Linked DNA regions of Mus musculus: all the other regions are linked to region 3. Evidence: chromatin loops called from intact Hi-C (ENCODE). Cell type or tissue: left cerebral cortex. All regions are shown on one strand. Links, peaks and the distances in the headings refer to the core of each region. The heading gives the core; the rest is flanking DNA.

Evidence for each region. A loop is a pair of places that touch in the nucleus more often than their neighbours do. Peaks named below come from ENCODE experiments on the same cell type or tissue, not always from the same donor. Only the 100,000 strongest peaks of a DNase experiment are listed, where the experiment ranks them.
Region 1: a loop joins it to region 3, with 2.1 times the contacts of the local background. A loop is called at or near these places in 2 of 42 quality-filtered maps.
Region 2: it touches region 3 in a loop (3-fold over the local background); 2 of 42 quality-filtered maps call a loop at or near these places.
Region 4: a loop joins it to region 3, with 6 times the contacts of the local background. A loop is called at or near these places in 2 of 42 quality-filtered maps.
Region 5: it touches region 3 in a loop (4-fold over the local background); 2 of 42 quality-filtered maps call a loop at or near these places.
Region 6: it touches region 3 in a loop (4-fold over the local background); 4 of 42 quality-filtered maps call a loop at or near these places.
Region 7: it touches region 3 in a loop (8-fold over the local background); 4 of 42 quality-filtered maps call a loop at or near these places.

Annotation. Positions count from the first base shown.
Region 1 is chr1:193,730,898-193,735,292 of GRCm38, forward strand. The region is part of intron 3 of Gm31870 (a long non-coding RNA gene); the gene reads left to right. Among named protein-coding and RNA genes, the nearest start is that of Gm31870, 78 kb to the left of the region's middle. In left cerebral cortex, for the core only: no CTCF peak of the experiment used is centred there; DNase peaks (open chromatin) are centred at 1,901 and 2,785.
Region 2 is chr1:193,696,779-193,701,173 of GRCm38, forward strand. All of the region lies in intron 2 of Gm31870 (a long non-coding RNA gene), which reads left to right. Among named protein-coding and RNA genes, the nearest start is that of Gm31870, 43 kb to the left of the region's middle. In left cerebral cortex, for the core only: a CTCF peak has its summit at 2,275; DNase peaks (open chromatin) are centred at 2,295 and 3,617.
Region 3 is chr1:194,047,235-194,051,629 of GRCm38, forward strand. No RefSeq gene overlaps it. Among named protein-coding and RNA genes, the nearest start is that of 4930503O07Rik, 170 kb to the right of the region's middle. In left cerebral cortex, for the core only: no CTCF peak of the experiment used is centred there; a DNase peak (open chromatin) is centred at 2,727; H3K27ac peaks cover 278 bases.
Region 4 is chr1:193,845,595-193,849,989 of GRCm38, forward strand. No RefSeq gene overlaps it. Among named protein-coding and RNA genes, the nearest start is that of Gm31870, 190 kb to the left of the region's middle. In left cerebral cortex, for the core only: no CTCF peak of the experiment used is centred there; DNase peaks (open chromatin) are centred at 1,941 and 2,513.
Region 5 is chr1:194,616,460-194,620,854 of GRCm38, forward strand. Plxna2 (plexin A2) reads left to right here and starts at 3,370. Exons shown (of 32, transcript NM_008882.2): 1 at 3,370-3,938. In left cerebral cortex, for the core only: CTCF peaks have their summits at 2,461 (motif pointing right), 2,677 and 3,365 (motif pointing right); DNase peaks (open chromatin) are centred at 1,219, 2,457, 2,686, 3,380 and 1 more place; H3K4me3 peaks cover 1,757 bases; H3K27ac peaks cover 1,757 bases.
Region 6 is chr1:193,570,490-193,574,884 of GRCm38, forward strand. No RefSeq gene overlaps it. Among named protein-coding and RNA genes, the nearest start is that of Mir205hg, 62 kb to the left of the region's middle. In left cerebral cortex, for the core only: no CTCF peak of the experiment used is centred there; a DNase peak (open chromatin) is centred at 2,541.
Region 7 is chr1:193,584,802-193,589,196 of GRCm38, forward strand. No RefSeq gene overlaps it. Among named protein-coding and RNA genes, the nearest start is that of Gm31870, 69 kb to the right of the region's middle. In left cerebral cortex, for the core only: a CTCF peak has its summit at 1,755; DNase peaks (open chromatin) are centred at 2,299, 3,265, 3,467 and 4,045; H3K27ac peaks cover 2,746 bases.

The DNA.
Region 1 (4,395 bases), core at 306-4,305, 320 kb before region 3:
AGACAACTTGAAAATTGCCTGAAGAAAGACCACATTGTTTGTGCAAATCAAAGCAGAGGGCAGAATGGAATGGGAAGGCATTGCGCAGCCTCCTCCCAGGCAGACACTAGCTGCAGAGGGATTTATTTTTTCCCCCTCATATATCAATGGGGTCTGTGGGCAAGGGTCCTGACTTTCTCATTTGACTTATGTGTACTGAGCAGCCTGCAGTGAAAGAGTGAAAGAGATTTCAGTAGCTTTTACCTAGATAAGGAATCGTGAAGATGATAATGTGTTTAAGTGGTTTTTCTTTCCTCTTCTTCAGTAGATTCAAGCTGACAGTGAGTGATATCTTAAGCATGGCTCCTTTGTACTCCTCCCGTCCTTCTCTGTCTTATTTGGCTTCCTGTTCTAACAAAGCGGCACCCCGTGTGCCATAAGCATTGCAGCAGGCATTCTAGGGTTCAGGAGACTTAAGACCAGGTTGATTGTTTTAGACTCCTCATCTGCCTCTCTCTCTCTCTCTCTCTCTCTCTCTCTCTCTCTCTCTCTCTCTCTCTCTCTCTCCTGGAATCTTCCTGTGGCAGAAGGAGGGTGTATGCTATGGTGGCTCTTCCCTGAGGAATGATAATCCTATTCAAGAGGCCCATTCTTGTGACCTAATCTCCACTGCCATTATATTAGGGGTCATTTCAATATCAGGATCTGGAAGAGACACAGACCTTGAAGCTACAGCAATAGTCCCATTCAGATTATTTGAGACAGTTTGGAGACCACCCTTTACTGCCAGTGGGAAGTGGCAATTCCTGGATCTATTAAAATTTCAAGGCACTAACTTATGCTTTAAACATTTATTTTAAAACTTCTACCAGTTGGCTCTGAGTACTGATGCTTTCCAGTCATTGTGTCTTATCTATGACTTAGAACATCCTAAGTGCTGGGAGACAACTGGCTTAGACCTCTGACCACGGATGAGCTATGTTCAGTTCACTCATCTGTTTGAGTTTAGGGTCATATGTTTGCACTGAGGCCATGTCCTTCCAGGATGAGAGGACACAGAAAGGGCTGACTGTTTCTCTCCAGCACCTACTGTGAGCACAGGGCTTTCCTCTGGTGCAGGGGGTCTATCTTTGGTCTTGTAAAAGGAACCCAAAGTTTCCCAGCAGGAGTAAGAAGCTGGAGAACATATCCAGCCACAGATGCATTAATTTAATTTCATGGCCTGGCATCAGCTGCTCCTCTGCACTTAAAAGGGACATTTGCACCCATCTGTCATCTCTCCTTTCATTTCAGAATCTCTTTGCTCTTCTTTCTCTCCTTTCACTCCTCCCCCACCACAACTTGATGAAATAATGGGACACATTTAAAACCCAAGCCTGCAATTCAAATTCTGAAGCAATGTGATTTTGTTCCACTCCAAGTCAACCAAAGGGTGTCTTGGGAGTAGAAATCAAGGGGCCAAACAAAAGCCAGCCAGAGAGGGAAGATTTGAATGCAAATGAACCTCTTCAACCTATTTCAAACAACCTGCTGTGAACCGGGCCCATTATCACCTTGTTAGGTTGTCAGCTGGAGTGGCCTGGTGGGGCTGTAATGGGGAGAAAGTGGCTGGGACCCTTTTCCAGCCCCAGTTTAGAGGCATTTATTCCTCCCTATCTACTTCTAGGGCCCATGGGAGAAGAGTAAGAGTCGCTCAAAAGAAAAGGAAGGTGGGAGGAGCAACCGAATTAAACTTCTGAAATTAGGGAAAGAAGAGAGTTCCCAGCACAGCCTTCTGACTAAAGCAGTGCCGACTTTAAATTATGCAGGGTCTGGCAATGGATTTGGGGAGCACACCCATGTGCTTGCATCTCCTGCTTCGGGATATAGTTATTTGAAATTAGTAAAAGCATAAAGCATATGGAGGACTGCATGAGAGAATCTTCACCCTCATGAAACAAACTTGGAAATGACTCTAAAAATGTACTCTTGCTGGGCTGGGTGACAGCTTGGGGGGTAAGGCACTTTCTGCACAGGTGTGAGGATTTTAGTTGGGATCCTCAGAACCCACAGAAAGCCAACATCTGTAACCCTAATCCTCCAGAAGCAAGATGGGAAAAGGAGACAGGAGAACCCACAGAAGCTTCTGGGCCAGCTGGCCTGGGTTACCCAGCAATGCACAGTAAGAGATCCAGCTGCAAAAAAACTGTGAAAGGGGAGTGCAGATACTCAGAGTTGCCCTCTGACCTTTATAAAAAGCCCTGTGACATGCCTATGCCTGAAAACACCTGTGTACACCCACTCACACGCACACATACACAAGCTTAAAAGAAAGGAAGAAAAATAATGTATTGTTTGAGAATTTGGACAAAGAGAAGCTTCTAGAATATGCTTGATTTCTTTCCTCTGTAGTCTTTGTTGAGAGCTGAGTTAGTGATGCTCACCTTAATCCCTAACATGCAGGGTGCAGAGAGGTTGTACTGGCAACAATATTTATTCTTAGATCGTAATGATTTCAGAATCCCTATCCTTAGGCAGTATTTGTTTTTCTATCCTAAACATGAGATAAATATTATGTACTTTTCTGTAAGTACATGGAGGGGCCTTATTGTCTTTAATTAGAGATGTCAGTAAGATGGCATTGGGTAAAGGGCTGTCACACGGTGGGGTGAAAACATTGGCAGGATCGGGCTTAATGAGGTTGGACTAACTTAGGGTCAGTGACCTTACTGACTTAGAGTCTGCATGGATAAACAATACATCGGAAAAAACCCCAGAAAACAACAGGAACCATGTGAGTTAGTTCAGAGGCTGGGAAAGACAGCTCCCAGCTCACCGTGAGGCACCCTGCCAATTCCGAGCCACACTTCTTTGAAAGCATTTCAGAATTATCTTGTCACCATCCCTGCACAGGTTTAAGTTGTTTTGTTCCTGTTAAGATGATAGATTCATAATCTGTTAAGGTTGCTGGAATGTTTCTGAGCTCTAGGTCTGCTAAAATGCCAAGAAGAGAGAAATAATCCAAGGGTATTTGTGCCCTTATTTTGGACTGGAAGTGAGACTGAGATTTACAATAATAATTGATTTATTTTTCTGTTGGGATGAACACGCATGGGATAAATAACCACATTATACTTAATTTTATAACAGTGCAAAGTGAGTGCAAAAGTGTGTAGATATTTAAGTGGGTAATGAAAGTGCTAATCAAGATGGTCTTTGTATTTCTTTCCCAGACAGCTCTTTCACTGTGCTTTTTGTTGGCAGGACCCCCCACTCCCCTACCCAGTGGTAATTCCACACCCTGCTTTTCTTAAGGAATATGGAAATTTCCCAGGGACAGCTGTGTTTCCTGGCTAGCAAAGAAACTTGCAAGGTTAATGAACATTGACAAAGACCGAGGAGAGAAGACATTCTGCACTCATCATGAGGGCTGTAGTCTCCCCTCAGAGGTGATGATGGTGAGGAAGATGCCTGGTGATCCAGGAGCAGATGAGGGTTGTAGCTTTCCCTGCTTCAAATGCTTATTAAAATTCATTTCCATTCAAATAGCCAAACTGCGACTCTCATCATCAAACAAGCATACTCTGTACATATTTAACAGGCAGGAGACCTGTGCGGAGTTCATGTCTTTTTGAAGTGAAGGCTTGTTCTCTAATGAGGGTCCACATTTATGTCTGTATGGAAATTTCTACCCGCTCTCCATCCCCCCTCCACTCACTACTGCCCCAGTTCTGGGATCTTTGATGGGCAGCCTGGATGCTTGTTATAATGATAATTCATATGGAGCAGAATGCAATCTCCTCCTCTAGTCCAGCTCATTATAAAGGTGAAGCCCTCAGGAGGGCAGGCTGAGAATGAACAGTCTTACAATGGTTTTATTGTTTGCTTGGTTGGTTGGTTTTTCCTCTAAGAGAGGCAGAGACAGAGGCAGGATGCAATTGGCTTCCTAGCTTCTCTAGGTTTTGGTGTTGAAATCGGCCTCTAGTCTCAGATCTGGTGACTGTCCTTTGGGATACTGGGGCCCTACTGTTGTCACTAAGGAGCCAGGTAAAAAGTGATTGAGATGTACTTCCATGATCTCTACTTTAGAATTTTTGCAGTGGCATTGAAGACCCATAACAGGAAAGCTGTTGTCTTATTGTCAAAAGAATGGAATCCATCTCTGACAGGAGACCTGACATTCAAAATTAATACAGCTGAGTTAGCCAATCACCTAGCCAAGGAACTAAGGTAAACTAACCTCAGGAGGTGAGTTTCCCTTATGCCACGTTATAGAGATGGGTAGAATAATTTTCCCTTTAGTGAGATGATGTATTTTTGCTTCCAGACTCTCCCCACCTGGTACAGTCCCTGTGTGCCACTGTGAGGGTTTGCTAGGTCTGCTCACCTTTCTGAGTCCTAACCCAGAGAAACATACATTTCCCCTTTTCTTCTCCT
Region 2 (4,395 bases), core at 272-4,271, 350 kb before region 3:
ACAAAAGGTTGTGGAAAACTTGAAACTTGCCCAATGCCACATTTTCTGTCCACTCAGGCTTGGACCTTCTAGATCTTCTTCTCTATCTACTCCTCTCCAACTCTATCACAATGCACTAACCAACCGTTGGGAGCTTAGGAGCTGATCTTGGACTTAGAGTACTGGAGAGCTGAAGAGAGACAAAATGGGGGAGGTCTGTGGGAAACGAAAGGCTCAGGACAGAAGCCTGATAGCCTTCTCCCCTGGGCTCAGTTGCAGCGGGTTTCTGTCTATCTCACCCAGGGACTGTACCTAATAGAGGCTTCTCTGTGGAACATTTAGTGAGCTTTCTCCTAGCTCCTTCCTCAAGTCCTTAGTGAGCAGAGCAGAGCATTGCCAGGGAAGGATGGGCAGTAGCCCCAGCTTCCTTCCTTCCTTGGGGATCCACCTCTGAGGCCCCAGGTCCTGCTCTGACTCCGGTTCCTAGCAGGCAACTTGGCAATGAGGAGACAAGCACTATATAAATGCTAAATAGACGAGATGCTGTGCCTGTCTCCAGGATAAATAGACCGTCAGTTCCTGCTGTCAGAACTGTACCTTTTATGAACACAGATGTGTCTCCCAAGAGGATGATACTGGTCCTATACTGTCTCTAGTCTTTTTACAATTTCTCTCAATCTTGATAACAGAATGTTTATCTGCTTTTATTTTAATTTCTTTTTGATATTATTGATTTTTTTTTTCCAGAAGGACTTTACGGTTTGTTATTTTTGTTTCCTGAATTTGTATTCAGAAGATGGGATCCTGGGATTTCCTCTGGTTACCTTTCCAAAAATGAAAATGATAACAGCCATCTTTTGCATCTCAGTTTTACATGAATTTGTCTCATAAAGATCTGTCAGCACTGGCCTCAAGTGATCAGGACTCCTGTCTCTATTCCACCACCTGCTCTCTGTGTGACCTTTGGTTTATGACTTGGCCTCTCTGTTCACATTCACTTCTCCCTGTTCTTTCACTTCATCTGTTAGGTATCATCTAGGCAGATCTGTTCTTCCTACTAAGGGGTGAGTAGGATAATTTATATGAAAATTGAGGAAGCGATTGCCTTTTAGATGAGAAGCCTGAGGCATTGAGATGCTGCTCAGTTTCTTGTACTATGGGTTATCAACCACAGAGGCTCTGTCTAAGCAAGACTTCTGACAGCTAGTGATAGTGATCCATCCTATGCATAGATACAATATGATGCTGAGACTCTATCAGGGCAGGCAGATGTGAAAAGGATGTTGTTACAAGATACATTAACAGAGTCTGTTGATACTGGTCATGGTGGTTAAGAACCCGCCCTGTCTGAATCCATCTGGCCCTTTCTTGATAATCCCCAAGCCCACCATTGTCACCCTGGCAGACATTGCGTTGTTTCTCAATGGCCACTCAGTGCAAGGATGCCCCCTCCCTATCACCCCCCCTGTCATGCACAGGTCACATCTATATGCGTGCACATGATCTAGGATCATGAAGATTAGAAAGGACATTTTCCCAAGACAGCCAGGGTTGGTTAGGACATAGTTGGTTTCTAGGAGACTGTCAAAACCAAAAGGAGCAAACACCAAGGCAGGGGCTACCAGAATTCCCTCTGGAAACCCTTTCCTTCACGGTATACTCTGGAGCCTGAATCTCTAGAGGAGCAGCATCAGACTCTCTTGGAAGACCGAGCACTGGGCTCTCTCCTTCCAGAAATTCGCATGTGTTAGGTCTAGTGCTGGAGGAAATTTATATTTTAAACACGTTTTCAATTGATGTGATCTTGCACCCCAGACAACATTTTTGAGAACCAGGAGCATACAAAGAAAGAAAGATGCACCACCTGTGTCTCTGGCTCTCTTATTTCAAATTCACCTGCACTGAATAAGAGACACACTTAAAGGTCTACCCAGGAGTCCTCTGTAGATACATGCAGTGGCCAGGAGTGTCCTCACAGGGCCAGTAGCTCATGATTTGCCTATGGGATGGATGAAGACTGTGGCTCTTTGTTGTGGATGAGCTACACTGGAGACTGAGTAAATAAACCCAGCAGAGGCCCAAGGATGGCCCTCAGTCTTGCAGGCAGACCCTCTCTTCACTCCTGTTGTTTTGTTCTGCTGCCTTCTCATCGTCTTGTACTGACAATAGTCGTAAATAACCGCAGTGCTGTAGAGGAATCATTTTAACAGCAGAGAGTCAAATAAATACATTAGACCTGACAGCTTAACTACGCACAGTCCATTTGGATGTGGTGGCCAGCTGCTCCCAAGGACTGCACTTCCAGGAGCAATCGCAAGAGGTCGCACAGAGCTCACCAGCTGGGCTTCAAACTTAAAGACAGCAGAACCCAGCTAAGGCTGTGTTTTGCTTGTAACTTGTCTGGGAGGTAGAGTTTGCAGGCGATGTGTGCATGTGCATGTGACTGTGTGTGTGTCTGTGTGTCTGTATGTATTTGTGTGTGGTGGTGGTGGTGGTGGTGGTGGTGGTGGTGGTGGTGGTGGTGGTGTGTGTTGAGGCTTGTGCTTCCTTGACCTGTATGGGTCCACAGCAAAACCATAGTCCCAACAACATGCTATCCTTGTGCCATTCTAGCCCCTCACAGGCATCTAGGACCATTCTTTTTCCACATGGGTCTTTAACACTTGTAGCTGACACCCCTGTTTGAGCTGCCATTGCCGGTTCTAGGCCTGCTATCGAATTCCTGGGGTGTTTGTTTTTCCCTTTCTGTATTTAGCACTTAAGGTGCTCTGGTATATGCCACATATTCATGTTGTCCATCCTTTCTGGAGGGCAATGTGCTTTGGGGCCCAAGTTTCCTCAGAGCCAAGCACAGCCCTGGATTTCATCCAAGGCACTGAGTGAGCTCTAGGGTCCCATTTCTAGGCGCTATAGTTCTGGAACCATCATGGGTCAGACACTAATTCACCAACCAGTGTAAAGTAACTGAGTGGGAGGAGCAGGGTGTTGTAATATGGCTATTCTCCCACAGCCCCTCACAGCCCTAATGGAAGGCAGGCAGGTCTGTGGATAGCAGTTCTACTGTGGATTCTATTTTCAACCTAAAGAAATAAGGGCAGCTGGAGGCTCAGGCCAGCCCAAGCCCTCTATCTAGCACAGTGGGACTAGAGCAGGGAGGATGTGTGATCTGCTGCTGCTGTGCCCAGGGCTGAGAGTTCAGAAGCAGTCAGCTCACTGTCCCTGAGCTCTGATGCCAATATGGGTTTGCTCTCTTCTTACTTATCTTCCTGGATTCTGAGTATCAAACTCCTATTCACATAAACTTGGTTTCAGACTCTTTAGAACCACCAGAGTAGTTGCTACAAAGCTGTCTTTTCTTCAGAGCTTGATTAAAGGGGATGCATTTTAGGAACAGTTAGTAGCTGTCTTTGGATCTGTGATCACAAGAATACTTCATGTTCTCTAAAGGGAGTTTAGACTATAGCGGGTCAGACACCAGAAAACACTTTCTGACATTGAAGTTATTAGATGCTCTGATGAATACCATGCAGACGCTTGCCTTTCTCTAAGGACCACATGGCATTACAACATGTTCTTGTGTCCTCAGAGCTGTAAACATCTCCCTACCATCATGAATTGGGGCCAGGGAGGAGGAGCCATGCACAGGACTGCCTACTCTCTACCATATGGTGCCTGATGGGTGCTGGCCATTTATGTGCAGGCTGCAGGGAAGTAGCCATGTTAAAAACATCCCTCTAACAAATCTGATCCGAGAAGATTCCAGTATTGTCCAACCCCATGGCCTCAGTAGAATGTTCCAGAGTGGACACAGCATGAAACCTCTGTTCATCCAAGAATTCCCAGCAGGCATTTTGTCTCTGAAATTGGGTTCCTGCATAGTCATATTGTTTTGACAACCATGTTTCTCAGATTATAGATGAGAAAACCAGAGGAGAAAGTCTTTAACATACATGCTGGGGTATGATGGGGAAATAAGGAAGAGGGAGAGGGGAGGGAGGGAGGGACAGAGAGAGGGAAAGAAGATGAAAACTGCGTCTAAAGTGGAAGAGTCAGTGCCGTGGCTCCCGAGTCACTGACACTGGACAGGTCCTGGCTTCTGGCTGTTTTCACCCTTGCTGTAACTCTCACCTTCAGTTTCCCGAGAGGCTTTCCTGCTTTTAGAATTAGTGCCCTGAAGCCCTTACCCCTTCAGCCCAAGGTCCCACAGGTCACAATGACATGAGATCCAGAGGCAAGGCTGGTTAAGATAGGAAACAGTGAACAGCAGGACACCCCTGCCTAGCCTCCCCAGCCCCCCCTTCCACTATGCATCACAACTGGTCAGCACCATCAGCAGCTCAGTTTCTGATGCACACTGCATCTGAACATGTTCTGTCTGCCCTGTATTCTGCAAAGCTACTTTGCCTTCTTCAGACT
Region 3 (4,395 bases), core at 288-4,287:
AGTAAACTGAAGAAAGTAGGTAGTATATGATAGTGATAGTGTTCTTAGTTATTTTGTGTTGTTGTGATAAAATGCCCAAACCAAAAGCCCTTACACACACACACACACACACACACACACACGTTTAAAACAAGGAGTTACAGAGACAAAGTTTGGAGCTGAGAAGAAATGATGGACCATCTAGAGACTGCCATACCTGGGATCCATCCCATAATCAGCCTCCAAATGCTGACACCATTGCATACACTAGCAAGATTTTGCTGAAAGGACACTGATATAGCTGTCTCTTATGAGGCTATGCCGGGGCCTAGCAAACACAGAAGTGGATGCTCACAGTCAGCTATCGGGTGGATCACAGGGCCCCCAATGGAGGAGATAGAGAAAGTACACAAGGAGCTAAAGGGGTCTTCAACTCTATAGGTGGAACAACAATATGAACTAACCAGTACCCCCCAGAGCTCGTGTCTTTAGCTGCATATGTATCAGAAGATGGCCTAGTTGGCCATCAGTGGAAAGAGAGGCCCATTGGTCTTACAAACTTTATATGCCTCAGTATAGGGGAACGCCAGGGCCAAGAAGTGGGAGTGGGGGGGTATGGGGGACTTTTGGGATAGCATTGGAAATGTAAATGAAGAAAATACCTAATTAAAATTACATATATATATATATATATATATATATATATATATATATATTAAACAAGAATAAAATCTTAAAACCCTATCACAGCAGGATTGAATTGCCTGAAGGCAGACTTTGAGAGGATGATTTGGATAAAGTCACACAGAGACCCCATGAATTTAGAGATGCCAGGAGTAGGAAATAGAATGCTTTCTAGGGAGGCCTAGAGACAACTAGAAAAGCAAGCCCGTGGATGTGGCCTTATGGGCATTAGCCAACAAGGTTGTGGGGACAGGACTTCCTAAGCCTTTGGAGCTCACACTATACTACCCTGTGTCTTACACACCTGACAGGAAGCTATAGGATTTAATTTTTACACTGCTGGATTTTCTGTCTGGTCTTGGCTTCCTCTGCCTCTTTTCCTACTTTCTGAAATGAGGATGTTAATGATAAGTCTTTGTGTCTTTAAAGTGTGTGACATTAAGATAGAATTCCTAGCTGCTTTTGCATTGAGTTTCAAAGGAGACTTTGTGCCTAGATGTTCAGGAAAATATTCTGTAGAATCTAAGAGATGAAGCTAAATTCATTTTCACTGTGAGATAGAATTGTGCTTTGGAGTCCAGAGGAAGAGTACTACACTTCACTTTGGGTCCAGAATGTCTGCCAAAGACAATGCAAGCAAGAATTTTCTCTCATGGGTTAATTCATGAGGAACAGATTATGTACGCTAGAAGGGTTACTGTATAGTCTACGTGTTACTAATTAGTAGTGCAGTCAGTGGTGCAACATTTGAGAGGTGGGAGCTAGTGAAAGGATGTCAAGCCAATGTTGGGAATGGGGCAGTATGGCTTTAAGAGGGATATTTTAAAAAGTCATGTTTTCTATTTTTGTTTTCCTGGATATCTTGAAGTGAGTTCCCTCACCTACATGCCTCTCTGTGAGATGGTGTACTATCTAAGACTCAAAGCAATAGCTCTAAGAGATGATAGATAATCTTTCTCAAACCAAGAGCCAAAGTAAACCTTTCCTAACTTTAAGTTGACCACTTAGGTGTTTTACCACAAGAATCAGAAGTCTTTTCAGCACATCAAGAGATGTAAATGCTGCTTATCTAGAGACTGAGATCTGAGAACTATTGGTGTAGACTCTGGGTGCATCAATGCTGTCACTGACATTCAGATGGTCCCATAAATTCAATAATCTCATAAATACAAAGTCCTTCTAGTCTCCCATTACAGTAAGCTGTGCTGTTACTCTTATGCATTTCTTTCTGGTCTCTCATCTGCTCTATCCTCAGTCTGCTCTTTTCTACCCAACCAATGGGCAGAAAAATATGAGGGGCAAGCTTATCCCATAGGAAGCATGTGTGATCAACAGGGTGGATCTTATTGTCCAGATGGTGCCTAGGAGGAAGCAGAAATGTATTTGGTTGACTTCTGTGACATACCTAAAGGATGTTTGCATTTCATTTTGTCTGTGAAAGTTTAGTTGTGGCCTCAATTTTCTACTTTGCATCAGTGCTGATTGCATCCAAGCCTTGTTTCTATGTTTGTGTTTCCTTTCTAAATAATGGGCACCTTACCATGCCCTGTCTTGTCTTTGCAGAGAACAGGAGCCCTGATGGTGGAGTTGGGGTTTGAGGGAGGATATCAGCAGCAGAAGAAGTGCATACTATTTCGAAGAGCCTCAAATCCCTTCTGTAAGTCTCACCAACATGACTGCTGAACAAGGACAATAATAGATGTGCTAAAATAAACCAGGGGAAGTCCACAAGTCCTCACTTCCACACAGAACTACAGGTAACTAAGAAATGCTGAGAGTGGAAGAAATAATCATGCTTTTTTCTTAATGGGGAAGAATATAAGCACATATAGGGTGTGGAGAGGAGGAAGAAAAAGAAACAGGTTTTCCTGCTTGCTTTACTCATGCTGCTCTTCCTGTGTCTCAGTTCCCCACAGTTAGTGTAAGAACTGGAGAATGAGCATCTGGCTGAGGCTAATTTTTGTTACAATCACGATTCTGACAAGCTCAACGGTGCCCAACTATATATGTAGGCAGAGGTGCTTAAAATAGCCTTGCAACTACCACCAGCTCGAAGAAGCATTATATACAAGAAGAAAAGATAGCATTATGTGCCAAGTAAGGTTCAAAGCAAGACATTCATGTTGAAATCAGTTTCCTTCCCACACCAGAGTTTACTGGGAGAGAGAAAATAGCTGCTGAGTCTATTCTGGCTGCTGCTTATTTATACACACATCCCTGTTCCTTCTGGGATGTCTTCTATATAGAAAGTCTGAGCCACTCTAAGTGTCTCTTCTGCAGAGATTTTACATTACATAGCTATCTTAGGAGTTGGGTACTAGTCATTTTAGAGTAGCAACCAGCTACTAGATGTATAAACACCCCACTTTTCATGACGGTTTTGCATGAATCTTCTCCTTTGGATTATTTATATAAGATGTTTAAAATTGTAGGCACTCCTTGTCCTCAACTTAGTGGTAGAAAAAATGTACCTCAAAGGCACAGAGTGACTCACCCAAGGTCCAGAGAAGCTTGAAACATGAAATGAGTTTAGAATTGATGGAGCTCTGCTCCACACAACACTGAACACAGGTTTGTGCCAGTGAACCTTCAGCCCTAGCATTAAAGGAGGCTGATTATTTTCCCTTCCTACAGTCTACCCTATGAGAATAATTTGTCAAATTATTTCTTATATAACTCTGGTAAAATTTAGATCAAATAGATCTTTTAGATCAAATAGATCTTTTTAATGATAACTTATCAATGTGCCTAGTATTTGCTTCAGTAAAATCCCACTATATATATATATATATATATATATATATATATATATATATATATATATAATCAGATATCTAGCACTGATTGTGTCCAAAGCTATCTTAGAGATATTTATTTATTTGTTTATTTATTTATTTATTTATTTATTTGGGAAATGTTCCTCTCAATGCTTTTTCTCTGCCTTTGTTCTTTCTGAATACCTCATGTATATGTTTATCTTGTCACTCAATGTATTTTAATATTATATCAGCAAGTATCTGCTAAGGCTAGGTTTATCACAGAAATGTGCTATGACTTAAATATTCTTCTCAGTAAGGTTTTTTCTTCTTCCACATGTCTTATAATCACAATCAAGACAACCTACTTTACTCTTTTGAATTCCAAGCTCCAGCTCTTGTTCCAAAATCCCTGCATTATCAAGACATCTAGAAATGTCTGACAGTCGCATCATCATGGAAACTGAGTGAATACTTTGAGAGAAAGTAGTTATCTGTCTTGATGAACCTCAGACAAATGGCAGGAGACTGACAAAAAGCAAAGGCCAAGCATGCCTTTCTAATGTTTCTTTTCTCTAAAAAATACTGCTTTCCACATGTGTTCACTAAGAACTCTTCCTCAAGATGTTTTGTGTCATAACAAAATGGTGGGTGATTTGGGGTACTAGGGTGCCTGCTTTGGCATTTCCTGGGACTTCTCTTTCCAGCTTGGGCTTTGATTTCATTTGCTGTGAGTTTCTGGGTTTCATTCAGAGCAGAGAGCTGGTGTTGTGACTACTCCCCCTCCCCCCCCCCCCACATTTGATCTTACTGCATTAAATTCCAGATGTTTGTTTGTTTTGTTTTGTTTTGTTTTGTTTTGTTTTCACAAGTTTTGCTAAATTAACATCCCTGACCATTTTGGCCCATTTTTGTTTCACGATGATATATCCTAGTAAAGAATTACCTGGTGAGATGGCTGTTTGTGATCCATGTT
Region 4 (4,395 bases), core at 210-4,209, 200 kb before region 3:
TCCTCCCCTCAAACTCACTAACACGTGGCAGATTTTCTTTCCCAGAAGTCCTTTCAGAACAGGGGGAGGAAAATACAATCTCTTCCACAGGAAATATAGTTCAGTGGTTTAACAAGAGACCTGTATTAGAAAAAGGAAATACAAGGCAGACTCTACAAACAACTTCAATGTATTTTGCAAAATAGTCATCTGAGCACAACTGAATAAATTTAGCCTGAGACTAATAGTACCTTAATCAAAGTTCCATAAAGAGCCTTTTCTCTCCTTCCCTCCACCCTATGCCTCTCTGTACAAGGTCTTAACATGTTGGCCAGGCAGGCCTCCTTGGCAGCACCATCAACATAGGGTAGAGACCACTGCCTTTACTTCTGGTCCTCTGCTCTGACCAAGGATGTTAACCTATTGACTGGACATGAATATTTGAACATCTGTCAACATGTTCAAGTCCCACCCTACTTATATTTCACACAGTTTAACTCTGAGGGGGCAGTGAGGTCCTTGGTGTTTTACCAAACATCCTGTCCATGGCCAGGTGCCCTTCTTGGTGCTCAAGTCATCCTATCTTTACAGAGGTGGCTCTTTAAGGAGGGTTGCCCACAGTGGTCCTGAGACTTACCCTTCTCCTGAGTTTCCTCTCCACACTTTGAGGAGGGCAGTACCATTCCCTGTCATGTCTGGTTTCAAAATACAACTAAGGGCAGCTGAAGCTCCCTCATTGATTTTCTACCCATTAGCTTCCTCTTTCTATAGGCTGATGTAGTTTAGTTTGTAAGCTTTAATTTTTGCCTTTAATGGTTTAGTTTCCAGAAGCACAGGTATCAACATTGTTAGGGATGGTTCCAATCTCTGAGTTAATGTGCTGATCAAGTGTCCTGAAGATTTGGTGGTCCACCTTTTCCAGTCAGGAAATCGGGATATGTGGTCTGACAAGGTGAGGGAAGATCTGAAATTGGGACTGACCTAGAAAATCCAGGACACGCAGCTGTCATACATAATGCTCCTGTGTCCTAGATAGCACTGCTGTGCCTGCATCATGTCTGCCTCTGGACAGCTTTATTTGATGTCCGCGATAGCTTGTTTCTTTCTGTTTTGGGTCATCCATTTGTTAAATCTCCATTTCCTCTCAGAGGGATGAAGTCAGTGTTCATTTGACTTGAAGCATGGGATGACTGACAAGCTGCTTCTTACTCAGCTCTGCCTACTTCTAGAGGTCAAACTGGCTGCACAGGAAGGTGGCTTCTCTAGAGACACTGGTCCTCAAGGGCAGCCAAGCCACACAAAAGCTAGGAATGTGGAAGACTGATACCTGTGCATAAGATCACCCTCGAAACAGCCATCAAGAGATACAGGAAGGAAAGGAACCTGTACACAGTCCTCTGGAGAAAGGCATGGAAAGAGGAGAGTTAAGATGGGGTGTATTTACTTTCCCAGGAAGCACTGAGATCAGGAAGGGTTGGTCCTAGATTAGAGAAAGCTACAGGGCTTGTGTTCTTGCTTGGCTTTGGGAAAAATCTGTGCATGAATACTTCGCTTAGGACCCAAGTAGCCAGGGAAGACAGACTCCAGAAGAGGAACCCTTTTTCTAGTCTAGAGCTCAGGTTCCCTAGTTTTGGTGGCTTAAGAGGCATCAGAAAAGAACATCTTCAAGGGACAGAGCTAGGTTCATATATTAAGTGTCCAGGTATCAGGAGAGCACCTGCCAGGGATGATTGTAGTTAAGTGAATCATAAGGTATGCCCCTACTGACTCTGACAGAACTGCTTACCTTGCAAAACAGGAATAGACTGTGGCGGGGGCATGGTGGAAGGTGGTTGTCTTTGATCCAGGAAGAGACCTCACCAGGAGGTGGTTCTGCTCACAAGTTTGCTCTTGGACTTCCAAGCCTCCCAAACTCTGAGAAACTCAATTCCTGTGTTTTAAGGCACCAGCTGGTGGTATTGTGTTATAACAGATACTACAGACTAAGATGGAGCCTGCCACAGATATTATTGCTTTTAGAGAAGATGCTGAGAACTTCCAAGATGAGTGAACAACAAAGGGGCAGCACTCTGTAGCTAGAGAGGGTGTTTTTATTCTGCCCTGCCACTCACCTGTTCTGTAAGATTGGGCAAGTTACCTCTTTCTGTGCTTTGCCTTGCCTGAAAAAAAAATGGATGCAATAGCTTCAGGATTAAAATACAAAGAGTACAGAGCAGTGGCTAACATGTAGAAAGCTCCAGTAAGTGTTTGCTGTTAGTGGTTAATTTTAGTGCTACTATAAGGTAAATGAGAATACAATAGTTTTAATGGAATTATTTTTCAGCTAATTGCAGATCTTGCTGAAGCTCCTGCAAACAACCTGCCTAAGTCTTTATAGAGGGTGTCAAGAACCCGTAGTCAATCAGTCAATTCATGCATCTTTGCAAATTTAGACATAAATATTAATGTGACCTCATTCATACCCACAGGCGGACAAGGCTGTGAATAACAGTGTAGCCTATAATTACAGTTTCATAACACACCGTGGAACAGAAACTGCCAGCCTCCCACCAAATCCCCAGCCTTCCCATTTTGTGTAGGCGACTGTGGCGCCAGGAGAAAGTACAAGATGTGCCCCCTTGCAGCCTGGGCCTCTGATGAGAGCCTATGGGGCTCTCTCATGTGCATCTTTTCTAGGCACCAAAGGCATCTGTGAAGACCAGCACAGTGTCTTCAACACAGCAGAGTTTGCCTAAGCTGAGGATAGTTAGTACTGCTCATTTGTCAGGCAAGAAGCACATTTTTGTGTATCTTAGGCAGGCTGTAGGGCCATTTGTTACAGCAGTTAGCTAGTGTGTTTCAAACATTGTGAGAGTCTTTTAAGCATACAGTATCTCTTACACATTTCCTCAAAAGGGTTATTTACTCACAGCTACATTATGGAGCTGTTGCTATAAATAAGCAAGACTCATGTTGGTTTGATCTGAAAATTGTGGAGGTGGGTTGAGTGGGAGTGGGTTTTTGTGTTCGGGTATACATGTGCTTTACGATATCAGAGGACAACCTTGGGTGTTCTTCCTCAGATTCTGCCCATCATATTTTAAGATAACAACCCTCATTGTATTAGAGATTGTCGAGTAGGGTAGGTTGTCTGGTCAGCTAGCCCTGACACCCTAGTGCTGGAGTTACCATCACCTAGCTTTTTATGTAGGGTCTGAGGATTAAACGTGGGTCCTCCTGATTATGCAAGTACTTTACTGACAGGATAGTCTTAGCCCCAGAAAGCATGTTATGTTTATCTCTGCCATCTCACATCTGCTCAACAGGAGTAATCTTTTGATTTCCACAATGCAGACTCAACGTGGCTACTGCAAATATGTGTAGAAAGCACCCCCTCTTCCCAACATCACTAGCAGCCTAGAGTTGACTTTTAACTCCTCTATTGAGGTCATGTGCCAGTAAGTCTTCCTGCCTTGGGGAAAGATGGCACTGTGACTGCTTTGTATTTTACCTGACCTTTGTAGGTTAAGGTTGTGTGTACTAGGAGTAAAGGTAGGAGTTGGAGACTAGGAAGGACATTCTGCCTTACAGGCACTATTGGCCTGAGAGGTATTCATGTACTTAGGTTTTCTACAGGTACTGTTGGCCTTGGTGACATTCTTTCACATCCGAGCCTTTCTTTCTTGCACTCTTACACACTCTTTTGAGAGTTGCCATTATTGATAATTCTCAACTTGAACTCTCATTTGCATATACATGCCTCTATCCCTATTCCTAAAATTCTACCTCCTGCCCCAGTTCTCTCTGTTAAGGTCTTACCAGTATCTTTCCAGGGGAACTATCTTTAAAAGTGTCTTGACCTTTTCTTTCTAGAGCCCTTTGCCCTGTCAAGCTTTGTGCCAACAAAACAGACGCACTTCTTTCTTTTACCACAAAGCAGCTAATCAGTTCACCTGTTATTCTCTAGAGTTCCTGAATGAGGGTAAGCTATAGACCCACTGAGTCCTGCAGCTCCATCTAACCACAGGGCCACGTATCAGACCACTGAATCTTTCCTAGTTCATCTCTTGAAGTTAGATTGATAGTCAAACTGGAAGCCTCACCATAGATCTCTCTTCCTCAGTTAGTCTGAGCTTTACATGTTTTTAATAAGGGAGGGGAGGAACTCCCAAAAACTCAAGACTTTGTTTCTCATTGTTTCCTCTATAGTTTATATTTTGGTTAGATACCTAAAGCTGGGATCTAATATAAGTTTAACTCATATGAAGCCTTCACATCTTGGCATGTAGTCATAAATTATGGTAGCATGATACAAATGAAGACAAGTGTTCTGGGGTTCAGAAAATTAGAAATTATAATTTATTTACCTAATAAACATTAAGCCCATCAAATAACAACTTCAACAAGAGGGTTTGTTACCAAAGAGTCAGAGAATAT
Region 5 (4,395 bases), core at 229-4,228, 570 kb after region 3:
GGTATAACAGAATGTCAGTAGAAATAATTTTGTTACTATGCTCCTTGAGCAGAACAATAGTGTTTGGTTTTCATCTAGGCCCATCATGGCCTATCCTGTCTCATGTTCTTGGCCACCAGAGCAGTGCCATGCATGGGTTCTATTGATTATCTTAACTTTTTTTTTTTTTTGAGATTTATTTTATTTATATGAGTACACTGTAGCTGTTTCCATATACACCAGAAGAGGGCATCAGATCCCTTTACAGATGGTTGTGAGCCACCATGTGGTTGCTGGGAATTAAACTCAGGACATTTGGAAGAATAGTCAGTGCTCTTAACCACTGAACCATCTCTCCAGCTCACAATTATCTTAATTCTTAAAGTGTAACTATGTGCTTATCTAATGTTGTGTAACAGTCTTCTCCCAAACAAAAACATTCCATCCTGTAGGACCCTCCTTATGCAGGAAGGTAAATAACTCAAAATAGCTTCAGGAAGTCCCTGAAACTGACTAGATCCACTAGGTGTCTGTCTGCCAGAGTAAGCAATAAAAGCCGAGAGAGCCTGCTTCAGATGGGAGGAAACTGAGCTGCAAAGAGTCAAACCAGCTGAGTGCTGAAGAGGTTTAGGCCAGAGTGATTGGAAAGGACACTTCCAACCTGCTGGGCTGCTGCAGGCTGTGCACTGTGTTCCAGGCTTTCCCAGCTGGCATCTGTGCTGGAGCAGACCTTGGTGATGCAGCTGCTTTGAGTAATTTCTGCCTGTAGGTCACCTCTCTCTCATACTTCTGTCAGCAACCCCAACAAAACTCATTGGTTCACCAAGTTGGACTTTGGTAGTGTCTGTGCTTTGGATTGTCAAGAGATCCCTAGCTGGAGTGAGTAGATGTGTGTTGCATCTACCTATGAAAAGTTTTGTCACACAACAACTAATAAGATTCATATCAACAGCTTTCCATTTTAAGGATACTATCAATTCTTCAAATACCTCCACATCTGGTTTTAACCTACCAGGTTCCTGGAGATTTCAAGTTAGAATCTCATCTTAGAAATGGGAAAGTTGGGGTCACCTAGGAAAGACAAGGGTGCTGCTTCCAGGTACCTCATAGATTAGGCTTCTGAAGTCACATCCTTAACTGGCTCCATTTTCAGATGATGCTCAGTGGCAATGTGGGAGTAGGGTGGCATCATGTCACCCAGCCTGCAGTGTGATCTGTCTGTAGGTGTTCTTTCTCCCACACTCTCCCTCTCTCTTCCTTTATTCATGACAGGCAGGGCAAGTGTGGGGAGAAAAGAACAGGATGGGTATATGTGGAGGAGTCACTTTCATTTAATGTACCCCCCATTCTTCATTTAAGGGTTTATTTCTAGATCACAGGGGTGGGGATGTGTAACTGAAATTATTTAAATTGTATTGTAATCATCTCAAAAATGAGATTAAATTGAGGCACTGAGAAGAGGCAAGAGATAAGACACAACACACACATAGTCATACAGCACTTGATTTAGAATTAAAGGCCCTATATTCAACAGAGAGCTTTATCACTTACCTTGCTCTACTAAGGATGGTCTCAGGGGAAGCTGGCTAGACTGTTGTTCCTCTCATTAAAAACATGGCAAAAGTGTAACAGAATCTGATAGCACCTTCCCTTTATCTTCCTTAACAAATTGTGCCTTCAATCCAGCGTACTCAGAAATAAAGAATAACGATCATTTGTGTAAAGAGGGAAGACACACTCACATGCAGACATAAACAATAATAGAGGAAGAATAAATGTGAGAATCACTGGGCATTTTATCAAAAATAAATGTTACATAAATTCAAAGGACAAGATAGGTGTGCATCACAGAATTCAGATTCTTTGTGGCTCCAAAGGACAAAATTGGCAACAGCTAGTGAAACTTACCGGAAACAAATTTTAGGCAATTAATGAATTGATTAATTTAAGAGTTTTTAAATGAGGTAACCATGTTTTGTTTTTAAGAATAGCTAATTGGACCAGGTATCCAGTGTGGTGGCATATATTTTTGAGTCTAGCACTTGGGAGGCAGAGGCAAGCACATTTTTGTGAGGTCTTAGCCACTATGGTTTGTAGTAAGGAGTTCCAGGACAGCCAGAGATACATAGTGAAGAAAACCAAACCAACCAAACTACCAAACAGCCAACTCTACATCCCAAAATCCCGTGTCTCTAATATAGTTGATGAAAGTGATCTTCTCTTCTCTTCTCTTCTCTTCTCTTCTCTTCTCTTCTCTTCTCTTCTCTTCTCTTCTCTTCTCTTCTCCTCCTCCTCCTCTTTCTTCTTCTTCTTCTTCTTCTTCCTCTCTCTCTCTCTCTCTCTCTCTCTCTCTCTCTCTCTCTCTCTCTCCTACTGAGAATTCAGTCAACTGTTTTTATATGCTTTCAGAAGCATCCCACATCCCTCTTTCTTTTTATACCGGTGAAGAGTATGGCCACAAGAGGGCAGTAGGGGACATTTGTCAGACACTTTGATGTGTTGAGTAAACTCGGTGTGTTCAATCTCCATCGGGGAATTCGAAGACCCTGAGACCTTGCAGGGGTATAGCTTGCACAGGCCCTCGCGGGAAAGCCGTAGCCGCAGTTGCAGATTCACAGACTACGAACCAAGGAATCAAGACCCGTGAGCGCGGAAGCAACCAGGACTGAAAAATCCTCTTTTCTGGGGATATTAAAGTTGTCTTAATCTTCTAGCCATTACCCTCTGCCTCCAGTACGAGGCGGGCTCGCGGGTCTGGATAATGCAAACGCTCCTGGTACTATGGTTTCCACAGCACCCACCCGAGTCAGCCCCTACCTCCTTTTCCAATGGAACAGGAAACCGGAGATGCAAAGCCAGACTCCTCTTTAAAATGTAGAAATAATTATCAACAACTTCAAACCTCTTTTGACAGCTCGTTGGCTTTCTAGAATTTGTAGGGTAGAGAAATTTGCTGTTCCGAAATCCGACACCCCATCTCAAGCCCATCAGTAATATATGTCCCTCCACACTCACCCCTAGCTCACAGGTGAAGAGAAAGGAGGGGAGGCTTTGCTTGGTGACAGGTGACGCCACGCGAGGGGATGGGGTGCTCTCATCACTCTGATCCCCTCCCGAAGCCTAGCCAGCTGGCTTACCAGGCCCCAAGACATGAGTCCCTAGACCCTGGTACAACCTTTCTGGGCCCTTGACTACTGACAGTGTCTGGTGGTCCAAACTGAGCGAGCAGAACGCCTGCAGAGCCGTAGCTCTGCCGGGTTCTTGGGTGGACCAGCTAGGGTATTCGGTCTGCGCGGGCGGGGCGCGTGGGCGGGGAGGGGGTTAACGCGGCCTCTATGATAATGAGCTGAGCGGTAATATAGGAGGCCGGCTGAGGGCGCCGCCACCGGAGCTGAGCTGAGCCGCGCTGCGCGCAGCACTGTCCGCGCAGAGCCGAGTGGGGGCGGCTGGAGCAGCTGCTGGGATCCTTCAGCTGAAGACGAGCGATCAGATCTGGTGGACCCGTGAGCCGTGGAGCCGCGGGGAGCTTATGGGCCCGGTCGCAGACAGAGCTGGCAGCGGTTCCTGGAGGAAATAGGGCCGAGCAAGCCAGGAGCAGAAGGGAAGGAAGCGCGGGATCGCTGATGTCAGAGCAGCCCGGAAAGTCGTGCTGGAGAAAACTGAAGACACCCGGCTTTGAGCCGCCCCGGAGGGACCCTGCGGGACCCCACGCCCCTTCACAACCGGGTCCCTGCGCACAAGCGACTGGGACGAAGACGCGAGGAACCATTCGGGGGCCACCCCAGGAATACAGGCAAGCGGCCGGCGCGGGCCGAGGATTTTAATGATCCTGGGTTACATGTGGAACTGGCTGCCAGTGTGACTCCCGTCAGGCAGGACTGGGCGCACGCTGCCCTGGGCAACCGCCAGTTGAGCGGACGAAGAGGGGACGCAGGGACAGACAGACACTGCCGAGCTGGGTAAGCAGCGCCCTCCGCCCTTTCCCCGAGCGCGCTCCCGCGGCGGTTCCTCCGGCGCAGCCTCCTCAGGTCCCCTTGGGGTCCCGGCCCCGGCCCCGGCTTGGTTGTGGCGGCGAGTATACGCGCGTGATCCGCCACTTTCGCAGCTGCAGTCTCCTGTCCAGGCTTCCGGGCCATAGACTCCAGCGGCTCTGGTGGTTCCGGCGCTCCGTGGCGCGCTTATAGCGCGCACCTGCCGGCTGTCTGCAGCTCTGGGGAGCGCCTGAGCGACGAGGTCGTCCCAGGGTTGGAGCCCAGAGAGGGCCTCCGTGGCACTAGCAAGATAGCCTGGAGCGACTATGGCCGGAGGCCGGTTGGGGGGCGTTCACCAGGCAGTGTAGTCCCGGGTGGCCGCTGGCTGTTCCAGTGGTTCAGTAGACTGGGAATCACCGGGAAGGAGAAGGCATCCTTTGCGTGC
Region 6 (4,395 bases), core at 306-4,305, 480 kb before region 3:
TTGGTGTGTCCTAGGGTCCTTATCTTGAGTAAGTAGATGTTTATTTATATCTTCTCCAGGAACGCTCATCTATAAAATGGGAATGATAAATAAACAAAACTACACCTCGGGAGAGGACACAGAATTCTCTCAGCCTGATACCCAGCACTACATCATTTACAGCTGTCTATGTGAGACTCATGTTAGACCTTGTAGAATGATGCTGACTGGAGAAATGAAGGAAATCTCGGAGATCATAGCACACAAGATGTGGTCATGCTTCTGTTCCCATTCTCTTAAATTGTAGACTTCACTTAGGATTCATTGTTGGTCTTTACTATTGCTCTTCAGATATTTAACCTATCCACATAATATGACAGTCTAATTAGGTGGCTAAACTCTAAAGTTTTACCTTGGTCACCGACAGTCCTTCTAAGACCATAACCTTCTTCTAATCCCCTCAGCACAGATGCTTCCACAGCCTGAGTGCTCCAGTTTACAGCAAATGTTCCCCAAAGGTTTCTGTATACTTGGGCAATGGCACCAAATCCAGGTCTCAAGGACTGAGTCTCTCTGATGCTTCTTTCTCAACTCCAGTCGACATACAGTTTGTGTCCATTTTATTGTCTCCAGAATTGAAGGTGTTTTTCTTTTCTTTTCTTTTCTTTTTTTTTTTTTTCTTTTCTTTTCTTTTCTTTTTTTTTAATTTTTATTTAAACAGGGGAAACTGTATTACCTTTCTAACTGATCAGGAAACACCCTTGACATTGTGCTGTGCACAGTCTTCACACTGAACTTTCAGAGATAATTCTAATAATATCAGCTCATGCTCAGAGAGCTGTAAAAATGAAAAAAGAGGAAGAACCTATCTCATGCATTGTTGAGCTTTTTTTCTGGACACAGGGTGCTTTCCTGTCATTTGCTCTCAGCTCTCAGTGCTCCCTCTTCCACACTGGTCCTCCCCATAACTTCACCCATTGGACCTTTACTTCTTCAGGTAGCTTACTGCTTGTTTGTCTACCATTCCCCCCCCCCCCCCCCGGTCACCTCTGGTAGACAGGGTCTCTTTTCTTTCTGGGATGCTGGAAGACTTTGTATATATCCTACCTTTGATGGTCATGATATTGCCCTATGTTGAGGTTTGACCAATTACCACACACATCATGTCATTCATCTTCATCAGTTTGAAAAGTGATATACCCTTATGTGCTTATGCATCCTACGTGAGCTTACATGGTTTCTATTTTTCAGATGGGGAAAACTGAGGCTTATAACTGGTATGTCAGTTGGCAAAGGTACAGAAGAATTAGGCAGACAAATCAGTGTGAATTCAAGTCCGTCTTGTATGAAAGCTACCACAGAATGGTAGTAGGTTAGAGTTGAGAAAGAAGGAGCACTTGAAAGATAAGGAAGGCTTTGAGGAAAGCTTTGCAAGAAAGGAGAACACAAGTTGGGCTGTGACAGCCAGATCCTTGAGCAGGTGCAGAGGAGGGCAAAGTGGGCAGGAGGACAGAGGAAAGTGTGGCAGAGGAGCCACAGTCATTGCTGGAGTCAGTGGACTGAAAGGCAGGCTTCCTTCCTCTCCTGCTTTGAGCTGCACCCTTTGCAAGGGACCTCCTTACCCCTCTGTCCTTCTCAAATTGCAGACCAGAGAGGAGGAGGCTTCCCCACTCCAGGAAAAGCCCCGGGACTCACATTTTCTGCCACCTTCAATTCTAGTCTTTAGGTGTTCTGTCTGGTAAACAGAGTCTCCCCCTGAGCAGCCTGGCTGTCCCACACTTTCCCAGACTCATCATGCAGTCCTTTCTGAAGAAGTCCACAGCGATGCCTTAAGGCAAGGTCGGTGTGGACCAGCACCTCCCTAGGAAGTGGGCTGAGTGCCAGGTGCCTTTGTCATGCCTACTCTTCCTTCTACTCTCCTGACCCTCGCTCCCAGATCCACTACTGCAGAACCTGTAGGCTAAGACCTCCCTGGGACTGGGCTCTATCACCTAAAATCTCAGCTCCAAAGCACAGGGGCAACTTAATTAAAAATTTTTACCAGGACAACAGGAGGTGATTCCTGGCATCTCAGCAGAACAGGAAGAAGCAGAGACCTTGTTCTGAAGGCTACTCCATGTACTTAAAAACCCAGTGAATTAAGGTCTGACTCACAACTCCGATTATCGATGGCTGCCAAGGCTCTGGTCACAGCCACACAAAGTTGTTGCTATTAAAGCCTGCTATCAACCCCATGTGGGATGATCCTTCTGTCTGAGTAAATGTCACTAAGAAATAACAGCCAAGATGGATTCATAACCCTAATCAGAAAACTAGGCGTGGTAGTGAAGGCCTGTAATCCCAGTACTTGGAAGCCGAAGCAAGAGGATTACTGTAAATCTGAGACCAGTCTTAAGAAATATCAGGCAAATATACAAATGTGGACGAGACAAAGTATCAGTAGAGTATTGGTGTTGTGTTAGAAAGAGGCTATGGAGTCATCAGCTATAACAGGATAACAGGGTAGATCAACAGCATAGTCTTTAAATGCCAAGGTGCCAAACTGTATGTGTGGGTGAGGAGGAACAGCAGCTTCTATTGCAAAGCCAGGAGAGTGCAGCAGAGGATACTTAGCAGGTTTTCTATTTAAAGAGGAAACCGAGAACTTGTATGATTTAATTTTTTTTTTTAGTGTTTCCCAATTTTTCTGTAATAAGCAGGAACAAAAAATGATATAGAATAGATTGCTATCCTTTCTCCAAAATGTCAGTATCCCACTTCCTCATCCTGAGAATGTTTGAGGCCACATGACTTAAGGACTTCACATATGTGGTCAAATTAGGGATTTCTAGGTAGTGTGGTTATCCTGGTCTTTGCATGGAAGAAGTGCAGAGTCCTAGAGACTTGAAGAGGCTACACTGCTAATGGAAGAAGATGCAGCCTAGGAAGGTCTTTCTTGGAGTCTCAGGAAGCAACACAGGCCTGCCTTATTCTCAGCCTGTTGAAACTCATGGCCTTGGAACTGTGACACTACATTTTTGATAGTTTTGTTGTTTGTTGTTGTTGTTAGCAATCCCGACAAACTGAATCAGCATACTTTCAGACTGAAAAGCAGTGTCCATGAGCCTGGTGTGGTGCTGTTCCTTTTACAAGCATTCTCTGGAAAGCAGAGGCAGAAAAACAGAGTTTGGCTAACTACTCAGTGAGGCCCTATCTTAAAAATCAAACAAGCAATAATTTTAACAAAGCCTATTGCCCTTAATGGGGTTATTGGGTAGAAGGCAGAAAAGAGATGGGGAAGGGTCTAGTTCAGGGACAAGCCTCCTCAGACCACAATTAAGTTGTAGAATGTTCTGGGCCACTTGTAGACTGATCGAGGCTCTGTAAGAAGAATTAAACTGCTTGAACTTTGCTCCCAGAATGCTTTTAGCTGTTAGAACAGTCTCTTTTTAACCCTGGAAAGCCAGGAATCTGTATTTACTTGGCTCACCTCTCTGTCCCTGCCACTCAGCAGCTAGCTAGCCCATAGCTACTACATGCTTTGAATGGGCAAAGGCATGACTAGGATTCTAGAAGCTTCTGGGAACATCTTTTTCTCAGCTGTGGGCACTCAAGGCTGATATCTTTGTTGCCTTCTGTATGTAGAGCTTAAGGAAAGCTGGCCCTCTTCACTGAAGCCCAGTTCTTCAGTGTCAGCATTTGGACACATACCAATATGTAGAGCTACCACAAACCCTGCTCTGAAGTGGTAGTGGGGTCCTTGGTGTGCTGGGGGTACCTGTTTCAGTCTCAGCAGGATCCCAGTTCCACATGCTCTGATAATGCCCTTGGCTAGTTTACAGAGAAGATATTTAGGGCCTCAGGGCATGACTGAGCAAGAAAGGGTTGTCCTATTGTCCCAGTGTTTTTTGAATTCAACTCTCCTTAGATAATTGTTTTACCAAGTGAGGAGTCGTGGGAGGCTTTGTGGGGGAGAACATAGGCTGGCTTTGTTTGCATTTTCTCATATATTGTATTGGCAGGTCCCTGTGGAATCTCTCAAGGTGGCCACATTGCTTATATTTTTGCTAGGACCAAACACCACACAGAAACAACCTAGTGGGGCAGGAGATTTCTTTTGGCTCAGGGTTTCAGAAGTTTCAGCTCATCTGTGGTCATTTGTCTGTGTGCTCCTGGGCCCTTTTGTGAGGCTGAACATCAAGGCAGAGGAGTGTGTGGAAGAGGAGATTGGATATGTCATCACAAGCAGGAATCAGACTGAGGAAGGGACCAACTACAATGTTTAGAAGGCACACCTCCATTGACTTACTTCCTCCAGTGAATCCCTACTTTCTAAAGTTGCCAGAGCCTCCCCAGATAGCATCAGCAGTTGGGATTTAAGCATTCGACACACAAGCCTGTGGAATCCAGTTAAACCATAATCGCTTTGGGAGATAC
Region 7 (4,395 bases), core at 194-4,193, 460 kb before region 3:
TCCACAAAGGAGGTCTCCCCTTTTTGTTGCATTTGGGAGTTAGTGCCTTCTGCCCAGGCTGGCTCCTAGAGGTTGATTACGGTGGCTACTGGTCATGTGAGACTTGCAATTCTGGGGTCAATACTGACATGAAAGCCCCTGCTATTGATTATAGAATCAGTATTAGGACCTCTCTCAGATTCCTCTCTAGTCTTTTTCTTTCTATTTTCATGCACACACACACACATTTGCAAGTATACACATACAAACATCTTTCTAATGAAGGAAGACAATGCAGTCTTTTGAAAGGCCAGTGTCTAGACAGAGTTATTGCAGGTAGAGATTGGGACTTATTAATTATAGCAGATTATTTTCTGCCCATTTCCATATTTATGACTTGTCTTGGAAAGCCTTGGGTTTTTCAGAAGCCTTTTTAAGTATCAAGAAGGGACTTTGTACCCGTTTTGTATTGGCCCTTAAAAGGAGGATTCTGCATCTGAAGGGTGAGGGGTAGGCATGGCCCATCCATTTCTAGGCTTCTCAGCATGGAGGCACACTCTTTCCTGGAACTCTGCTCCTCTAAACCCAACCTTGACCTAACAAGAAATGCTCTCCTCCCCATCCCTACTCCCTAATGCTTAAGAGACAGCTCCAGCATGCTAAACCAATCCCCAACCTCATCTCCAGGGGATTCTACTTTCATAGGCAAACTACTAGATTTCTCTGGGGCCCAGATAGATTTCCATGAGTAGACCTCTAGCAATGAGTGAACAGAAGAAATGAGGATACAGATTCCCTATAAAAGACCTGAGACTCTATCCCCAGGGCAGTAGGATGGAAGAACTGAGTGAGGAAAACCAGCTCACACTGGTGGCTAACTGGAGAGCCTCACATACGATTTCAGATCTGAAATATCCTTCAGACTCCTATGAGTAAGCCTGGGTTCTCAGTTGGTGTTGTATGAGAAATGATTAGATTGGAAGGGCCTAATCTCATCAATGAATTAATCTGTTCAGAGTTTCATTGCTAACTTCATAGCTAAATGACTATTAGTGGGGGGCATAGTTGGGTGAAGTGGGTCACAGAGGTGTTGTACCTTTAAAGGGTCTTCCTTGTTTCTAGCCCCTCCTGTCTGCATCTCTTGCCCTTGCTCTCTCGGTCTGAACCACAGTGGATGAGTGGTTTTGTTTCATCCAGTGCCCCTCAGATGATCAACCTCACTTTGTGTCTGGAAACAATGCAGTGAACGGACAGGTCTCGGAAACCACGAGACATACGAATCTTCGGTTGTTTTCCTCTAGCACTTCGTCACAGTGATGGAAACTGGGCTATCACCATGGCAGAAGAATCCAATCACTTAGGGTACATGAGCATTATTGAGAGTTAGGAAAGAAAGAAACAGAAAGGCAGCTTTGTGGAATGTTTACTGGGGGACAGTGAATGAGGCCACTGAGAATGTTACTGTCCTTTGATTAAAATAAGATTCTCTGAAACATGACAGAAGTTGGTTCTTTAACTGTGATGTTGCAGTAGGGATGACGTTCTCAGATGAAATTAAGACACCTATTTCCTCAAACATTAAATTTGACTCCATAGTTGTGATCTGGTGGGAATAGAGGAATTTTTCTTTAGTGTACCAACCGTGGGGCAGGTAGGGGTAGTATTTGTACAGCTGCAGGGGTCAGTCATACATGGAATCTGTCAGACCTGAGAGACCTACTTCTGTCCTACATCTGTGTGGGACCCGGATGATTTCCTGCTGGCCTCTCTGGAACCTGGTCTTCTAGTGTTCAATTTGTGATACTGCAGATATACATGTCTGAGAGAAAGATCTAGCCCTGCATCTTGGCTAGCTTGGCCAAGGATAGCAAACTGTGAGCCAGGAAGTAAGAATTTGACATTCCCCTTTCAAACTAGCCCCTATGAAGAGTGCACATGCTGGGACGAGAGGCTCCCAGAAAAAAATCACAACAAAGTAAATGGAGTGTCTGGATGCAGGTGACTCAGTTGACACAAGCAGAGCCAGGAACTCTGCAGGAAGGTGGTTAACTCTGGTGAGAGCCCATCAACGCCCCGTAAATACTAGGGCCTCTTCCAGGTATCTGCAGTTTTCCGTGGCACACCGGTCTTGGTGGAGCACTGCAGATGCCACCAGAGCTGCTGCAATACTGTGGTCATGTGGGGACAGAGGCACAGACAGCCACTGAGTGAGTTGATGAAGTCTGGGCAACACAAGTTTATTCTATTTCTGGGCTTCCTTTCCACACGGCTCAGGGAAAGCTGTTGTTATTTCACTGAGTGAGATGGGGGAGAAGAAACAAGTTAAGTGTCAGCTGCACAGCGTAGTCTTGAAGAAGGTTGGCAGGAGGCAGCAGCCGTCCCAGCTGTACCACCGACACTCCAGTTCTCCCACTTGGAGTTGGGCTTCAGTGGATAGACTGTTTGCCACGTGTCTGCCTTTCCTGGCTCATGTTTCCCAACAGCCATAGATAACTTGGATGAAGTTATTAGTGGATCTGATTGTCTGCCTTCAACACTGTGTATAAACAGGCATGCTTATCTGTGTGGCTTTCTGGCTACCATTGTAAGGATAGGTAGAGAGAAGGTCTTTATTCGCTAGCCAAATATGGCATCCTGCTGTCCTTTTGGAGCAATGTGGCTTTGTCCTGGATCTTTTGGCATGAATTCTTCACAGGCTTTCAGATGTGTCAATTTTAGCAGGGAATTCTGTGGTAGATTTGGCAGGCAGAGAATAAATCAGAGGTCTATACCCTGACTGTTAAGGAGAATAGGAGGCTAATTACCAAGATTGCAAGCTCATTAACAAAGCCACAAGCCACAGAATCAGAGGTAGAGGGCACACACTCACTGTTAGTGGGACCTTATTGGTGAGAATTGCACTTTGTTTCGAGGACTTGGTAGCATGTTTTAAGGCTGGGTCAGGGTCTGCACAAACACACACACACATAAGCCCCAGTGTCTACCAGGACTTTCAGAACAGCCTCATAGCAGGCTCCCTGGCATTTTGGCATTGCTGTGGTGATATTTGGTACTGGCTTGTGAAATACAAACCTGCCCTACAAAGGCCATGCTCCTGTCAGACCATGTGAGAACCCAACATGTCCCTATTGGGGATGGGTAATTATGGAGGCCAGACTCACAGGACCCAAGGCGAGCTTTCTGTTATCCTGTGCTTTCATGTGCATTTGAAGGAGACACTGAAGTTGCATAGCAACCAACACATTTCTAGATCATGAGGAGCTCTCCAAGGCACCGATGACACAGACTGCCCGATGGCAACTAGGTTGAGACAGGAGGATGCCACTCTCCTGAATGCTTAAGGCAGGTGTTGGACATCTGTGTCTCTGCTGGATTCCATGTCTCCCAGAAGGCTCAATCAGAAGCTAGACTTTAAACCTCACCCCGAGACACAGAGTAATTACAGGGTGGGTGTGCTTTTAAGCTGGAGACAGGGGAATGAGTTTTAAAGAGGGAACGTGAGATTTCTCGATTTAGTTTACTTGAAATACCTGGTAAAGAGTTTCAGATTCTAAAATAGATGGTAGCTGACATTTGCTTAAGTTTAGAGGATGATGTAGCTTTCTTGGTCTCTGAAAAAGAGTAAAATCTACTTTAGACTCCCACCAGCCAACTTCATAGCAACATTTGGGGCTGTGAGGATGAATCTGAGGCAGGGACTGGACATTTGTGGAATGCCGGGAGCCTGGAAATCAAGCTGTGGCATGCTCCTCAGCTGAGACATTAGAATATTGTTAGGGCCCTCCCACCCCAACCCCTGTGGCAGCTCCGGTCTCTGTACAGCTCCTGCTTGCTTGCCTCAGAAACAACACACTCTGAGCCTGCAAGGAAGCTTTACATTCTTCTGAAGAGAATGCTCCCCGCCCCCCATTGTGATGAGTAAATCAAGTAGGGGTTAGGCCATGTGATGTGGAATTTTGATTTTAAATCATTTCTGACATAGTTCTAAGATAAAAGCTCCCGAGAAAGGGACCCTTGCATTGAGACACAACCTCACTGCCTGGCAGCAGCAGCAGAGAAAAATCAGAAAGAAAGCTTTGGAGCCTTTCCAGTCTCTGCCTTGCTGTTTATGTGGTGGCTATCGATTCTCTAGAAGAGGACTCATACTCTGGGCAGCAAGGAGCTATATTTATGTTAACCCGTGCACTTGATACCTCCTCACTGAGAACAATGAGGCCCATCTAACCACGAGAGGACCACACATCTGCATTTAACTGGGCTGGCCACAGAGACAGTCCGGTGTCAGTGCCTGGAGCAGGGGAACTTTGGAAGGGAACCAATTCAGAGTGCAAACTAAGAAACTGAGACTTGGGTTCTCAGGTTGGGGTGCAAATCACAGAGGACAGATTCTCTGCCAGTTGCATGTGGGCTCTCCTA